Linked DNA regions of Mus musculus: region 1 is linked to region 2. A link is a loop called in an ENCODE intact Hi-C map of the cell type or tissue named here. Cell type or tissue: left cerebral cortex. All regions are shown on one strand.

What was found. Peaks named below come from ENCODE experiments on the same cell type or tissue, not always from the same donor. Only the 100,000 strongest peaks of a DNase experiment are listed, where the experiment ranks them.
Region 1: a loop joins it to region 2, with 2.4 times the contacts of the local background. A loop is called at or near these places in 2 of 42 quality-filtered maps.

The regions. Positions count from the first base shown.
Region 1 is chr3:139,202,269-139,210,268 of GRCm38, reverse strand. Stpg2 (sperm tail PG rich repeat containing 2) reads right to left here and starts at 4,376. Exons shown (of 14, transcript NM_198659.2): 1 at 4,262-4,376. The coding sequence starts at 4,370. In left cerebral cortex, a CTCF peak has its summit at 4,704; DNase peaks (open chromatin) are centred at 4,419, 4,633 and 5,565; H3K4me3 peaks cover 1,294 bases; H3K27ac peaks cover 1,136 bases.
Region 2 is chr3:138,940,864-138,948,863 of GRCm38, reverse strand. It overlaps Rap1gds1 (RAP1, GTP-GDP dissociation stimulator 1), which reads left to right. Exons shown (of 15, transcript NM_001040690.2): 13 at 3,075-3,201; 14 at 7,006-7,134. Among named protein-coding and RNA genes, the nearest start is that of Rap1gds1, 130 kb to the left of the region's middle. In left cerebral cortex, a CTCF peak has its summit at 4,639 (motif pointing right); DNase peaks (open chromatin) are centred at 365, 6,098 and 7,105.

The DNA.
Region 1 (8,000 bases), 260 kb before region 2:
AGTGAAATACTAGCAGGTCCTCGGTATTGTTATTTCTATAGCCCATCCTCTGTCTCATATTGTGTAAGTATTTGTTCTTCCTTACCTGTGGATGGATGGACTAGAGCAGAGCAGAGTTGTAGGACTGACCACATAACAGAGTATAATGGCAGGATTGGTGGGGTTAGAGTAGCTGGGAGATTGCTCTAGCTGAAAGACCTAAGCTTTAAAATATTTTTTTAAAACCTTCTGTGTTGTTACTTTTATCACTGGCAGGCATAAGGTAGTCTTGCAATACTCTTCACAATCAACAATAAAGAATAACTGGTTTTCTATATTATACATTTTGTTAGTCATTCATAATACTGGATATTTTGTATACTGTATTATGTATTCTATGAGCCTGCGTAATAAAGAAAGTACAGTAAAAGATAAAAACCTGATTTCAAATGATGGAGAAATTAAGTAAAGACAATTATCATACTATCTATGCTGCCAATGTCTAAGGTACAAAAAGAAGAGTGCTCCAGAGAATTCACATTAGTAGAATTTGATGTGGGGTATATAAATAAGCTGACATATGAAGTGGTACCTTACAATGATAAATCAAACTGACAGAAAAGGGAAATTAAGAGCATGGGAGAAGGAAAGATTTAAAAGGAATGAGTTCAGTTTGGGATATATTGAGTTTGATGTGCCGACAGCAAAAGATAAATCAGACTGGCACAAAGCAATAAAAGTCCATTCTACAAAAGAAGGTGTCCAGTATGTGATGAAAAGACAAGTTATGCAGCCACAATGACAGCCACAAAGCAAAGGGCGTTCTTCACATATAAAACAACAAGGTCATTGAAACAGGCATTCATCTGCAGAGATACCAGTGTACACAGCAATCACATATACATTAATTATCTAAACCTATGTCACAACTGCACTCCCTGGTATGTGCATTATCTATATTCTGACTAGCTAGGACAATAAAATCATTCTTGTCAGCATAAACATATAGGTGCATCTACAGGACCACTGATAAATCTCCTTCCACCCTGCACTGGTGGCAGATAAAACTCCTTCAAAGAAGAATGCTGCAAAAGAAAATAACTAGAAGATGCTGTTTTCCAGTTTAGTTGACTGATACATATTCCACATAGACAGCTAATGTTGGGTGCTGTTCACTTTGAAAGTACATTTAAAAAGTAATGAAATACTCCCGACACAATACCAGGATAGGCATGTATTTTTAAAAGAACTTGTTTTCTCATGTGATAAGATGGTAGACTAGGCTACCTCTCCTTAGGGAAATATTGCTTTAGGAAGATATGCTTCCTTCTCAGATTAGTTAAAAAAAAAAAAAAGCAAGACATAGCTCTTTTTTGCCTGTGGAATTTGAATATCCATTCTCTTTCCCACTCATAAAAACACAGTAGCTCAGTCCTGATCCATTAAGGATACAAATCTTAAGTTTATTCCTGATCAAATGACCTAAAACCAAGGCTATCAATTAGTATATTAAGTAGGAAAACATGGAGCTAGTATACTGGAGGGTTGGCTAAGTAAGATAAAGAGGAAAAAGGAGACCACTAGGTTGAGAATATCCTAACACTACAAGATCTGTCCCTCTTGTGAGGCTTGCTGTAAGAATTAAGTTACACAAGGTCCCTCCATCTTTCCTTTCCACATCAGACTCTTAACATACACCTAATCTTTCATTGAAATAGATGGACAGCTCTGCACAGTTCAGTAAATTACCTATTATAAACATGCATGAAATAGCATGGTAGCTGCTTTTAAATTATCTCATCGAGAAATGTAGCAGAAAAATGCTCAGAAACACCTGTTCTATCAATTATAAACATGTTGCCCTGAACAGCATAGCATGCACGCGCGCGCGCACACACACACACACACACACACACACACACACACACACACACAATCTCCTCAGAGTTCCCAAGCACAGAATTTTTAAACATACTTCAAAAGTGAACAAAGTATAATCCTTTAAGTTAGTATACAGGGCTGACTATATCCTACATACTACCCTTTAGTAACAAAAGCCATAGTGTTTTGGAGAAGGTGTTATGTGTGTGTGTGTGTCTGTCTTTCTGTGTGTGTGTGTGTGTGTGTGTGTGTGTGTGTACATGTGGAAGACAGATGACAACTTGTAAGAGTCATCTTACAAGATGTTAAGAGTTATTATGCTCAAGTCATCAAATTTGGCAGTAAGTGACTTTACCCATTAAGCCATCTCACCCACCCCATAGAAACTTTTAATGTGGTCCACTAGTTTATACGTTACTACAAGGTATTTTTCACTAAGAATATTGTTTTACTGGGTTGAAAACTAAGAATGGAGTAAACATCATGATCCCTGCTCTCAAGTAGTTTACATTTTGGTGGAGCTTTTGTGTGTGTGTGTGTGTGTGTGTTAGAATCAAACTGCTACCAAAAAAGTTACCATAAGCCAGAAGGATGGAAAAGTAAGACTAGTCAGAGATTTTTATTTCAATTGAATATCAAGAATAAGTAGAAGCAAGCCAGGAGGAGTAGGAGCATAGAACACACTGGGCACATGGTGCAAAAGAACAGAAGTGACAAAAAATGATCTTAAGAATATTATCAAGTTAGAATGGCTGAACTGTAGGTCATGTGTAGGAGCATGTACAGGTGTTTGGAAAGATCAGACTAAATGGAACACAAGACCGGGGGTGATAACAAAAAAGAATTCTACTACCATTGATGAGTTTAGATTTTTTAACCCTGCCGTTAACAAAAATAAATATATTTTTTGTTTTTCAAATAATGTATGTTTTTTAAACATACTACTAAACACAAAATGAAAGATAAAATTATGACACTGAGACAGAAACAACATGCTACTGATTTAATTGAGAAAAAATAAATTGGATTGTATTAAATTGGGTAGCTATGAACAAAGGGGAAGAATTTCTGAGAGATTGTGAACATTTAACCAATGGTCTTAAAGGCCAAGAGAAATGGCCAGGCAAAAAAAGTAAGCTAGAGTTCTAAAGCTTAGACCAGCCATGCAAGGATGTCTGTAAAGTGACTGACAACGACGCAGACTTTAAGCCTGTGGGAAACTTAGAGACATAAACCACCTCTATCTCTATAAAGAATTTCACTTGGGAGTGGCTGGATATAAATGGTGATTGAAGTAACAGATATGAATAAGAGAGTACAATGAGCAAAGCAACAAGAACAAGATGTAAAGCTAAGTATCTTATAAATTTAGCTGTGCATGATTAGTGGGAAAAAAAGAAAAATAAAACATGATTCCTTGCTTCAGTACCGAATCATGTGTCAGGTACTGAACAGCAGGAAAAAAAATGAGACAGAAAGCAACAAAGAAAGTGGTCAGCTGTACCAAAATAAAGGTCAAAAAAAAAAGTTATGGGTGTGCAAAAGCATCATAGGTGTGCCCATTACAGATGGTCACTGGTAAACACAAGATGCTGGGGAATACATGCTTATACCATCTCAACAGTACTTGGCATAGGTACCAAAAATGCTGAGGACAGATGCTGAAAAGATGTAAAATTTGAGATCTGAAACGCAAACAGAATTTTACCATGTCCAGAGAAACTTAAACTAACCATAATGGAGCAGGGATGTAAACAGAGTACTCACTCCTGGAACTTTAAGGGGGCAGGAGGTATTTTATATCTACTGAAAAATGCAGGTTTACAAAAGAAACCACTAGAATTTGGGTGGTATTAAACTCAAACAAAAACAAAAACCAGAACTTTAAAAGCAGAGACCGAATTAGAAATATTTATTAAAAGTTGGACCTAATTCACAAACTGGGGGGGGGGGGGGGGGTGAGAAATGAAGAAAAGCAATTAACTACTTCAATTATTAGTCCCTAGGCCACCCCTGAAGGCTATAACTTTTCACAGAATGTAGAAAGAGGGTCTCAGTATAAAGCCAGGGATGGTCAGATAACTTCACTCCGGGGAGTGGGGGAGATTGGGGACGGGATCCAATTTGTAAGTGATAATACAGAATAGAAATGTAAACAATTACATCGTGGTAAATAAATCTGATTAAAGTGTGTGCAAAAGCAAGTATTGTGTTTCATACAGTCACAAACTTGTTATGTCATACAGTCAAGAGCCAAGGAATCAAAATCCTGGTTCTAGTATCGTCTCTACCTGCGACGTGTTACATTTCTGAACAGTGGTCCTTTTTGACTTTGTGTTTAACCTGAGGGCAGGCTGAAGGCGGGCCGTCTGTCACCGCAAGCTGGCCATCAGCATCTTACCTGTGGCCTGCTGCTTAGGAAAAGGTACCTGGTAGGTCCCAGGCCCCACGTGCTCCTCGGTGCTGCCGCGGTTGGCACAGTCGAGCCAGCGCGGAGCACGGTCATACATAGTGATGAGGGGCGGGGCCCACGGGACCGGAAACTAGACAGGCGGCCTGCGTCGTCCCTACACGCGGGACTAGAGTGCGAGCTGCGTGCTGACTGGCTCAGCGGCGTCAGCTTTCCCTCGGGTCCTCGGCACAGAGGTAAAGTGGCGAGGACAGCAGCCAGAGGACCCGCCCGCCAGCCCGCCAGCGTTCAATTCAGCGCTCACGGGTCACGCCAGAGACCGGGCTTAGCCGCCTGAACTTCCGGCTCTGGCTCCGCCCACTCCCCGCCTCCCGGAAACCTTGGAAGGGCAGAGGCCGGAAGGACTCGGGCCTGTAGGTGCACTTCCGGCACCGGCCTCGGAGCATTTCCGGTCGAGCGCTCAGAGCTCGGAGATGTCTTGTAGAGTCTGACGAAGCTCCCTGCGCTAGGCAGGGCGGTGCTGCACCTCAGCTCCACCTCAGCTCCGCCTCAACTCACCTGCTTCCTGTCCCAGAATACCTTCGCTGCGCAGAAAAGCCCTAGAAACGCACTAGAAGGAGGCGAATTAATTTGATTTTGATTTGCCTTCCCTGTAAATCAGGGTGACTGGAAAGACCCGGGGGGCGGGGCAGCGAGGCGGGGACAGGTGGAATAGAAAAGCTCGGGACCCCAAAACAGGGTTTGGGATCAGCAAAGTCCCCCTTCACTCCTGTCAAAAAGGCATCCTCTGAATAAAGTCACTACTGAATCTGACCTGCAGGCCATCAAGATTTCTAAAGGAAAGCTGGGAACGCAGAGGGTTGGGGGCGGGGGTGGGGGGGTGACAAGAAATGGCAACATCTGAAAAGGGGAAAGCTTGCCTACTGAAGCAAGTCAAGGGCAAGGGCTAAAAACTGCTTCTGGTGTTGGACACGGATAAATGGCAACATTGTCTACAAAGTAAGGTGAAGGCATCGAAAAAGCCCAAGCCACCCTCATCGATCCACTGAATCTTCAGCAACAGGCGCTGGAGAGTATCAGAATCCATCTATGTGTTTGGTTGGTTTTTTTCATTAAGAAATCCACACAGCTTCTAAACATCCTTAAAGGCTTAGGCCAGTGGTTCTCAACCTTCTGAATGCTGCAACCCTTTAATACGGTTTCTCAACTTGTAGTGGCCCCATACCATAAAATCATTTTCATTGCTACTTTATAACTTTGGTACTGTTAGGAAGCACAATGTAAGTATTTTTGGAGGTAGAAGTTTGCCAGTGGGGTTGTGACCCACAGGTAAAGAACCACTGGCTTAGGCAATCCTTCCATGGCCCTGCCTTACCCACAAAAGAGCTAGAGTGCCTCAGTCCCCAATACAAACTTAAATATATTTAAATTTTGTGATTCTTAGTTTGCTACTTAGTTCTGAATTAATTGTGGCATCTCTGTTAGAATACTCAAAAAGTATGTGTGTGTGGTTCCTAAGAATCTTTTGATGTCTTCTACTAAACAGCTGGATCATTACTTACTTGAAAAGAACTTATTGGCAAATGTATATAGTTCTCTTACTCTTCTAAGTTAACCTGGATACAAATAAAACTAAAGCCCCTGTCCCTGGGTAGGTCATGAATAGCCCAAGAAGGGGCAAGCAAGGTATACAGAATGGCAAGAGAATATCACAAGCACTTGGGAAACTTATTTGTAATGAAGTGTTTAACTTTCTTGTTAACCTTAATGCTTCCTACATTCTTATAAAACTCATAAGTAGCTGGGAAGTGGTGACACATGCCTTTAATCCTAGCACCCAGAAGGCAGAGGCAACAGATCTCTGTGAGTACCAGGCCATCCCAGTCTACCAAGTGAGTTCCAGGACAGCAAGGACTACACAGAGAATCCCTGTCTCAAAAAAGGAAACATAAGAGTTCTTGGTGGGGGTTTTTTGTTTGTTTGTTTTGTTTTTTGTTTGTTTGTTTTGCCTCATATATCTGGCAAGATCCCATTCAGAAGAACTAGAATGGATGTGCAATGACATACTAGAAAGAGTCACAGATAAAAGGATGGAAAATTGTGTCATTAAAAGTCATGTTTCCTTTAACAACCTATTGGACATTCCTTATATATCATTTGCTCTTGGTAATAAAAGCCAATATATCAATTCAGACAGCATGTTCATGCCAGAGTATAGCATTGATAGCCTGGTTGTGCTATAGCAGTAGGGTAGCTTGCCATTTGTCCAGAAATTGAAGAAAATACCTAGGTAGTGAGATAAAGGATTTATTCGAAATCTACCAACAGGGATGCTGGCAGGGGTGAGAGTGACCATGCTAACATTGAGTGTACAGAGGGATGGAGCACAGAGCGATGCTGTGCAGCTGAGTGTCCCCTTTCCACCAGCAGTAGTGTCCAGCTGCAGCAAGAGCATCTCACAGTGCTTTTCATTGCACCTGATGAACACAGGGAAAGGGACTTTGGAAATCAGACCACATAAGCAGTGATTTCATTGGCTTCCTAGACTGTTTTGTCCTTGCATGACCAGCATGCAAAGGAACTGCTGAATGGTCCTATAGATGGCAGGTTTCCTCTAAAGATAACCTAGTTGGCCATTGTTCCCATGATATATGAGAATGAGTTACTCTAGAAAGCCCTTACCTAAATGTTCTCATCTCAACCTGTTTTCTTTGTCACATTGCTCAGAGTCTTAGGAAAAGAAAGGGTCATTTCAGGAACATGGTAGTTAAGTGTCCTTCTGAGAGATGATTCACAAGTCCCATGGAGGAGATGACAATGGAACATAGTCATATCCTTCTCTGGCTGATTGCTGTCTTTAATGCACAAATTACCCCTTCCTTGAGTAGATTTGGGGTTAGATTAGCAATAGAAGTGGTAGGGTGTTACCTGCCTTCTATCTGGCTTAAGTTTTTGACCATTGAGAGGGTGGGAGAGCAACCACCTCAAGCTCATTCACAAACCTGTAATAGGGAACCTGTGCCTGAAATACCAGCTTGGTACACAGTGTTCTTTGCCTAGCCTGTCTCCTGGGAGAGCATTCTTTCCTCAAGGACTTCATAGGGATGAGTGGATGATCAATGGCAGAACTTCCAGACCCTTAATAATTTTATAATGCTTGATCTCCAACAATTCTGCATTCTTAAGTCTTTATTTTTAGCATGGAAATATGTCTTCACTGTATATTTCCAGCAAAAAGTTTCTTCTTGTGGTTCAATAACCAGAGTATATAGCACTTACGGATTAGAAATTACTTTTAAATAAGAAAAGTAAATATTTTTAAAAGTCTCTCATTGTGTCTCTTGAACAGTCCTCATTGAGTGTGCTACTTAAAAATGTTAATTATAATTATCCATAAGCACAATATAGATAATTTGGTCCAGCCATTCACAGTGCCTAAATCAAAAATGTTTAATGCTATTTAGCAGCACTCTAGTTGAACATTTCCATGGTGTTAGCAAGAGCTGTTTGGACTAAAATTTATCTGACCTTAGAATTTATGCTTCTTCCATTTCTACCTAATACCTCCTTTCAGAATAAACTTTTTAATGGAGCCTTATGCAGATGTGGTGTCTTGCATTTTTAATCCCAGGCTTCAGGAAACAGAAGTGGACCTTTGTGAGTTCCAGGACAAGCAGGACTACAGAGTGAAACCCCTTCTCAATGAAATAAAAATGGGAGGTGGTTCAGC
Region 2 (8,000 bases):
TCTTTGTGTTCCAAAACTTGGTTTTCTATTTAAAACAAAACAAGATATTGAAAAATCAACCTGTAATGCATTGTTTCCAACTGTCTGAAATGTCTGTAGACTTTGTAGACATCCAGGCTGTAGAGAAGTCTCATTTCTTGCTTTATTCATTGCAACTGAAATGCTCTAAGAGAAGCTAACTGAATAGCTGGATTTACTTTGTGAAGACTAGCGTTTAAGTTATACTCCTTGGACAATCTTGGTTTCTGGAATGCTGGAGTAACCTTTGTTTCTGGAAAACAATCTTGAAGTTAAAACAAAGTTGTAAATACGTTTGTGAAGGCTCTTAGGACCATGTGAAGCGTCTCACTCTGTGGTGCCTATGGTGACTAAAGCAGGTACCGTGACATTTGCTTTGTCCATATTTGGTTTGGAGCGAAGACTTCCTGGATTTGAACCTTTGCTTTACCTTAGTCCCAGCCTGACTTGGACAAATATCACTTTTCATTTGTAAGCGGGAGACTGTATCTTGCTCAGAGAATCCTCTGCAGGATAAAAATAAGCTGTGTCTCTAAGCTCTTATCATTCTATCAGAAAAGTCAGCCATACGGAGAAGCTGTTGAATAAACTTTAGTTGAAGTAGTTGCAGATAGGATAGACATTTGAAAAGGAAAATGCTCGGATACCTGTTCTGATGAGAGTTGACGTGCTTTAACTAAGTGCTTGGACTCAAAGGCTATTTCTCATTACACGCTTCATTCATTCATTCATTCATTCATTTCCTGCTATTCTGCCACAGTACACTATTGATTTAAAAAGAGAAAGAAAGAAAAAAAAATCACAGACCTTCCTTAGGGGACTGCATGCATCTGTTTATGTTTCCTGGTCAGTAAGTTCCCATGGAAGTTCCATGAAACTCTTGAATGATTTTAAAAATTATATCCAAGATTCTAATAAACTCTTACCTTGTTAACAAATAGGTAATACTTAGGAAGTTAGAAAAGGATTTTAAAGCCTCGTTTCCCTGGAACAGGTGAGGTGCTTAGTGGGTAGTGGGGCTTATGGGCAGGTCTGATTCTCTGAGTTTGCTCTCAGGATCCCACAAGGTGTTAGGAGAGAATTCCCAGGATGGTTCTCAGACCTCTGTGATCACACTTGCACTGACATGCGCCAACACAGTAAATACTAAAGGGGGAACGACTTAGCAGCCGCCGAGCACAGCCGCCCATAAGACATGTAATTCTTAGGTGCCACTTGGGATCACTGGGCTGAAGGAATGATATTTCTGTAAATGGTTGATTTAAAATTTTATGTGAAATAGAAACATAAAGGAAACCATTTTTAAATAGTTTAGAAAATTATAAAAGTCATAATGACAGTTAGATTTGTACATAATTGAAGCTAACAGGAAGTAACTTGATTATTCTAAAATGTAGATTTTTCTATGAGTCACTATGAACTCTTTAATGTAAGAGTTACAGGCTAACAAAACTCGTAACAGTGAAGACAAACTAGTTTCTAAGAAGAACTGTAACTGCATCTGACTTCTTTTTTTTTTTTTCATTTTTTTATTAGGTATTTATTTCATTTACATTTCCAATGCTATCCCAAAAGTCCCCCACACCTTCCCACACCCACTCCCCCACCCACCCACTCCCACTTCTTGGCCCTGGCGTTCCCTTGTACTGAGGCATATAAGGTCTGCACGACCAATGGGCCTCTCTTTCCACTGATGGCCGACCAGGCCATCTTCTGATACATACGCAGCTAGAGACACGAGCTGGGGGGGGGGGGGAGGTTGGGGAGGTACTGGTTAGTTCATGTTGTTGTTCCACCTATAGGGTTGCAGATCCCTTTAGCTCCTTGGATACTTTCTCCAGCTCCTCCATTGGGGGCACTGTGATCCATCCAATAGCTGACTTGTGAGCATCCACTTCTGTGTTTGCTAGGCCTGGGCATAGTCTCACAAGAGACAGCAATATAAGGGTCCTTTCAGCAAAATCTTGCTAGTGTATGCAATGGTGTCAGCGTTTGGAGGCTGATTATGGGATGGATCCCGGGGTATGGCAGTCTCTAGATGGCCCATCCTTTCGTATCAGCTCCAAACTCTGTCTCTATAGCTCCTTCCATGGGTGCCTTGCTCCCAATTCCAAGAAGGGGCAAAGTATCCGCATCTTGGTCTTCGTTCTTCCCGAGCTGACTTCTTACCACATATCTTACATGTCCTTTTATATAATAACTCTGTAGTTACTACAGAACATATGAAAGATAAATCATGTCACAGACAAAGTTACTTGACAGAACACAGGCTCAGGAGTTTGCTCTGTCAAAGTCAGTGTTGATATTAGGACTTAGCTACATCAGAGCTCCCACCACCTCTCCTCAGAGTCAGTGAGAAATTGTGGCAAAAGTTCTTTCTCTTTAGGTTTTGTTGTTGTTGGTTGTGTATGAGAGTGTGAGTGTAAGGAAAAGAAATGCATATGCACTGTTTTCTTTTCGCCATTAAACTCTTTATTCCCTTCCCTCCGAACACTCCAATACACCCCTCCTCTCTCTCAAATTCATGGCCTCATTTCTCACTAATTGTGTGTGTGTGCATACACACATACATACCTGTTTTCAGGGCTGACTGTATGGTATTGGACACCCAGTTAGTGCACTCTTTCCTGGGGAAGGCTTTTCTCCTGCTCTCAGTTTTTTGCCATGTAATTTTCTCAATTTTGTCAAATCAAACAAAGGAGTAAAAGATAATTTTAAAATACTTTTAATTATTAAACAAACAAACAAACAAAACCTTTACCCAGAGTCCTTAGAGACCTGCCTTGGAGAATTGGGGGAAATGAAATGGTACTTTTAGTTCGTTAGTTTCAGAAGTTTTTAGGCCTTCCTTGATAGGAAATGCAATGGTCTTTTTCATTTAAGCAATTTAATTTGTCGTGTTTTGAAGAATTTATTTAAAGCTAAAAGCTTTTCTTTATGATTAAAATGCATTGAATCCTGCACATAAGCACTCAACAATGAGCCGGCTGATTGGAATGCCATCTCTTTATGTGTAGAATTAAGGTTTATAATGCTGTGATATTTATTTATTGTAGGATGTAATTAAAACCATTGTACAGAGTGGTGGCATCAAGCACCTGGTTACCATGGCAACTAGTGAACATGTAATCATGCAGAATGAAGCTCTTGTCGCCCTGGCACTGATAGCAGCCTTGGAACTGGGTAAGTACCTTGCTGACAAACTTACCTTTTCCTGTTTTTAACTTGGACTAAAGCACAGGAGTAGAATTGAAGTCAGGTAGAGCCTTGGCTGTGGAAGTATCTGGCTAGTGTGTACTCACATCTGAATCTGTGGGAAATCGTGTGTAAGTTGCGGTCACGGGTGTCTCCAGTCGCTGTGCCTTGTGTGACATTTTAAAATCAACACTTTAAGGCTTAAGCTTTAAATGATATTTTACTTAGAAGATACATAGCACGTTTTCAGCAGGGCTTATAGATAATCGAAATGATACCTGGAATATCACACCAGGAACCTGGAACTGGGGTTGTAGCTCAATTGGCAGAGTTCTTGCCTGGCATGCATTAGGCCCTGAGTTCGATCCCCGTGTGCCTGTTAATAACCTCTATAAATGCTTTCTATCATTCTACAGTACTGCCTTTATCTACACTCTCCCTGTGTCTTCTGTAGGTATGTGGTCAAAAGTCCCCACAAAGCAGAGTTGAACAAAACTGTTGGTTTCTGTCTGTGCTTGTTGGTGGCTGTGTAGTATACAGTATCCACGTGGCAAAATTCTCTATGAGAAGCCAAAACACAAATAGCTTATATAGGACACCTTTTGGTTCATTAACAGACCCTGATGTATCAGCCAGGGATGGTATATTAGCGCCACATAACCTTTGGGTAAGACTGAGAACTGCTGCACACACACCCTGTCCAGAGGGTCCTTTAAGGACATAGTCATGTTCTCTGCAAACAGGGATAATTAGGCTCCTGCCTTTCCTATCTGTATCCCTTTTACATCTTTCTCACAGTGTTTCTCTAAGTGTTACTGCAAACACTGACTGTATAAAACAAGAGTGGGGAGAGTTCTAGGTTCTAACAGGACAGGCTCCCTGCCCTTTTCCAAAGTTAGTCTAGCACCTTAGCTATGACTACAGTATGTAGCCTGTAATATGTTAGGGTATGTTCTGTCTGTTCCTAGTTTCTTGAGTACTTTTCTATCATGAAGGGATGTTGAACATTCTCATAAACCTTTTCCTTGTCTATCATGATGTCCTTAAGACCTTTTCTGTTGTGTGTGTTTATTGGTTTTCGTATGTTCACCAAGCCTCGCAACCCTGGGATGAAACCAAATTATTCATGGTTCATAATCTCCTTAATGTAGTCTAGGATTTGGTTTATAGATACTCCGTTAGGAAGTTTTGGTTGATTATCAGAACACTGATCTGAACTTTCCTTACATTTTTACCTAGTTTGGGTGTCAGGGTGATCCTAGTTTGAGAAGTGCCAGCATTAGGTCTTCCTTATAAGCTTGGCAGAATTCAGCGGCCTGTGGTTTTCTTTACTGATTCAGTCTCATTATAGGTTGAACAGTTTAGTGGTTTTGGGTTTTTTTTTACGATTTATTTATTGTATGTATGTGAGTACACTGTCACTCACAGATACACCAGAAGAGGGCATCGAATCCCATTACAGATGGTTGCGAGCCACCACATGGTTGCTGGGAATTGAACTCAGGACCTTTGGAAGAACAGCCAATGCTTTTAACCACTGAGCCGTCTCTCCAGCCCTGAGCAGTTTAATTTTGGTAGAACAAAATGAGCTAGACATCAGTCCATTTCATCTGGGTTTTCTGCCTTTTGGAATCGTTTTTCAAAGTACCCCCAGATGATCTGACAGATTTTGTTGGTGTGTTTTAACAACTCTTTTTCATCTCTAATTCTATTAATTTAAGTCTTTGTTTTAGTTTGGCTAGGGGTTTCTCAAACATCTTCCCCCACCCCCAAGGAGCTGGGTCTTTGACCCGCCCTGCTCCCCTACCCACCCACTCCTACTTCTTGGCCCTGGCATTCCCCTGTACTGGGGCATATAAAGTTTGCAAGACCAAGGGGCCTCTCTTCCCAATGATGGCCGACTAGGCAATCTTCTGCTACATATGCACCTAGAGACACAGTTCTGGGGGATACTGGTTAGTTCATATTGTTGATCCTTCTATAGGGTTGCCGACCCCATTTAGCTCCTTGGTTACTTTCTCTGGCTCCTCCTTTAGGAGACCTGTGTTCCATCCAATAGATGACTGTGGGCATCCACTTCTGTATTTGTCAGGCACTGGCATAGCCTCACCGGAGACAGCTATATCAGGGTCCTTTCAGCAAAATCTTGCTGGCATATGTAATAGTGTCTGGGTTTGGTGGCTGATTATGGGATGGATCCCCGGGTCGGGTAGTCTCTGGATGGTCCATCCTTTTAACTGGGTTTCCATTTGGTTGAGTGTCTTTGTCAGAGAGGGGTAAATTTTTCCTATACATCTTCCCTGTTGGTTTACTCAAAGGCAGAGGGCTGTTGCCTGTGTCCAACTGTACATGCCTGGGACAAGCAAGCCTGCACATCTAGCTCTCTTCAGGGAAGAAGAGGAAGCAGGTGCCATCCCCACTATTTTAGGACATGCCATATGAAAACTATCCACCCCAGGACTCGCTTTTCCCTAGCTGTTTTACCTTCCAAAACACTAATCCTAATCTCTGTCCCTCGTACCAGCTTCCTCACAGCTGGTAGACTTATACATCCTTTGACCCTCCGTGTTTGTGTTTGTACATCTTAACTATGTTCCTTGGGGACGACAGATCATCTTTTCTTAATCCACTTAGTCTGAGACTTGCAACTGGTGGATTGAGGTCTTTTGCATTTAAAGGTATCCTTAGGGATCTGCTGTCTCCTGTGACAGTGTTAGGTGATGGTGTGATAGGTTGGATTGTCCTGCATCTGTTACCACTAGCAGTTTGTTGCATTGGGTGCAGTTAGTTCCCTCTTGGCTCTCTGTTCATCCGTCCCTCTCATGAGATGTGTGTGTTCCTGTGTGCGCATGGATGATACTGACGGCTTCTTCTGTACACTCCACTAAGAGTCTCCTACGGTGGTGGCTTGCTTGTCCTGAGCTGCCTTCAGTTGAGTTTGGTGGGTGTAGTGATGGGGGGGGGTTGGTCGTTCACTTCCCGGGCTGGAACTGTATTATCCCAGGCTTTCCTATTGCCAGAATTTTTTTCCCTGAATCAAGTTGTTGCTTTGTTGAATAAAAATTGCCTGTCTCAGTTTCTCCTGCCTTTGGCTTCTTAGGTTTGATTTCTTGCATGTATCCCAGATTTCTTGGGAGTTTGGGGACACGTTTCTTTTTCCTTTACAAATGTCTGAATTTACTATCATCTTGTTTGTTTTGCTTTGTCTTATCTTTTCTGGTGTTGATTTTCTGGTAAGATCAAAATTAAAACACAAAGTATCGACTAGTAAATAATAACTAAGGCACAAGCCTTTACTCCCAGCACTCGGAAGGAAGGAAGGCACGTCTGAGTTCAAAGCCTCCCTGGTCTACAGCCCAGGACAGCCCAGGTTTGATCAGAGAAAAACCTCTACACAATATATCAGAGACAAGATGTCAAAAATACAAAGAGACAATATTAAAAGCTAAAAAGGAAAGTATACCAAAATATAGTATCTTTTGTTAACACCCTTAAGAAACAGGGAAGCTTGGAACAGGACAGTTCATTAGAGTCCAAAGAAACCTTGTCTCAAAAAAACAACAGAACAGAAAAGCCAGTTACAAGTTTTAGGGGTTTTGTTGTTGTTACAGGTGTTGTTTTAAAGCAGAATTTCAGCTTTTGTCTTCCCCATCCCCTCTGCTACCCTTTTCTAAGAGAGCTCACCAGTCCTTTTGGGAAGTGCCCTATGAATGAACAGTGGGTAGAAGAGAGAAAGTATTCAGCCTGATGGTGTTTAGCAACAGCTGTGACACGCTTTGTTTCCCACTAAAGGTCCCGCTGAGAAGGATCTCGCAAGTGCTCAGCTTGTTCAGATCTTACACCGACTGCTAGCAGATGAGAGAAGTGCCCCGGAGATCAAGTACAATTCCATGGTCCTGATCTGCGCTCTCATGGGATCCGGTAAGGCTTCCTCCTGTCGCAGTGTCAGCATGTGGCTTTCATCAGATGTTAAACGTATGGTCATAATAAATGATATAAATAAATAATGGTTTAAAAAGAAGAAGCAATTTGTTTGAAAGAGGATACAGGGGGCAGAATGGAGTATCAGATAACTGCAGCCATAATCATAGGCAGTTTTGAGCTGCCAAATTTGGGTCCTGGGAACCACACTCAGTCCCTCTGTCTCGTAAGAGCAGTATGTACTCCTGACTGCTGAGCCAGCTCTACTTTTAAACCAAAACTGTCCCCCAAAAAATTCTTCTGTAAGAGAAGGTATCATAAACTAAATACAGCAAACAAGTAAATACTTCAAAAATCAAGTTACGTTTATTAATGCCAAGATAAATTTTATGTAAAGAACAAGCTTTCTTTACATAAAATAGCTAAAGACTTCATTCAAGAAATCATTAATTGTGTGAGTGTGTGTGTTTGTGTATAAAATTTCCTGTTTTCTTTCTGATTTCCTGAGTGTTTTTGTTGAAAGGGTAATGTTGAAGACACACACACACCCCAGAATGATACATCTGTATGTTGGTCCTCTTAGCTGTATCAATTTTTTCTTAGAATGATGTAAAACAGTTGGTAGGTACATACAACTTTAGGACTGCTTCCATTTCTTGGTAGAATGACTTTTCTGTCCCAGTGTAATGTCCCTCTGAGTCTTTGCTAGCCTCCTTGCTCTGCAGTCTGATGCATGTGGTGTTAACGTAGTTAGTCCTACTAATTTTTGAGTACCATTGTCTAGACTTTTCTCTCAGTTTCAGTCTATGGTGTTGGTAAGTTTGAAGTGTCAGATAGTCTTTATGGAGTCATTTTATAATCTACCA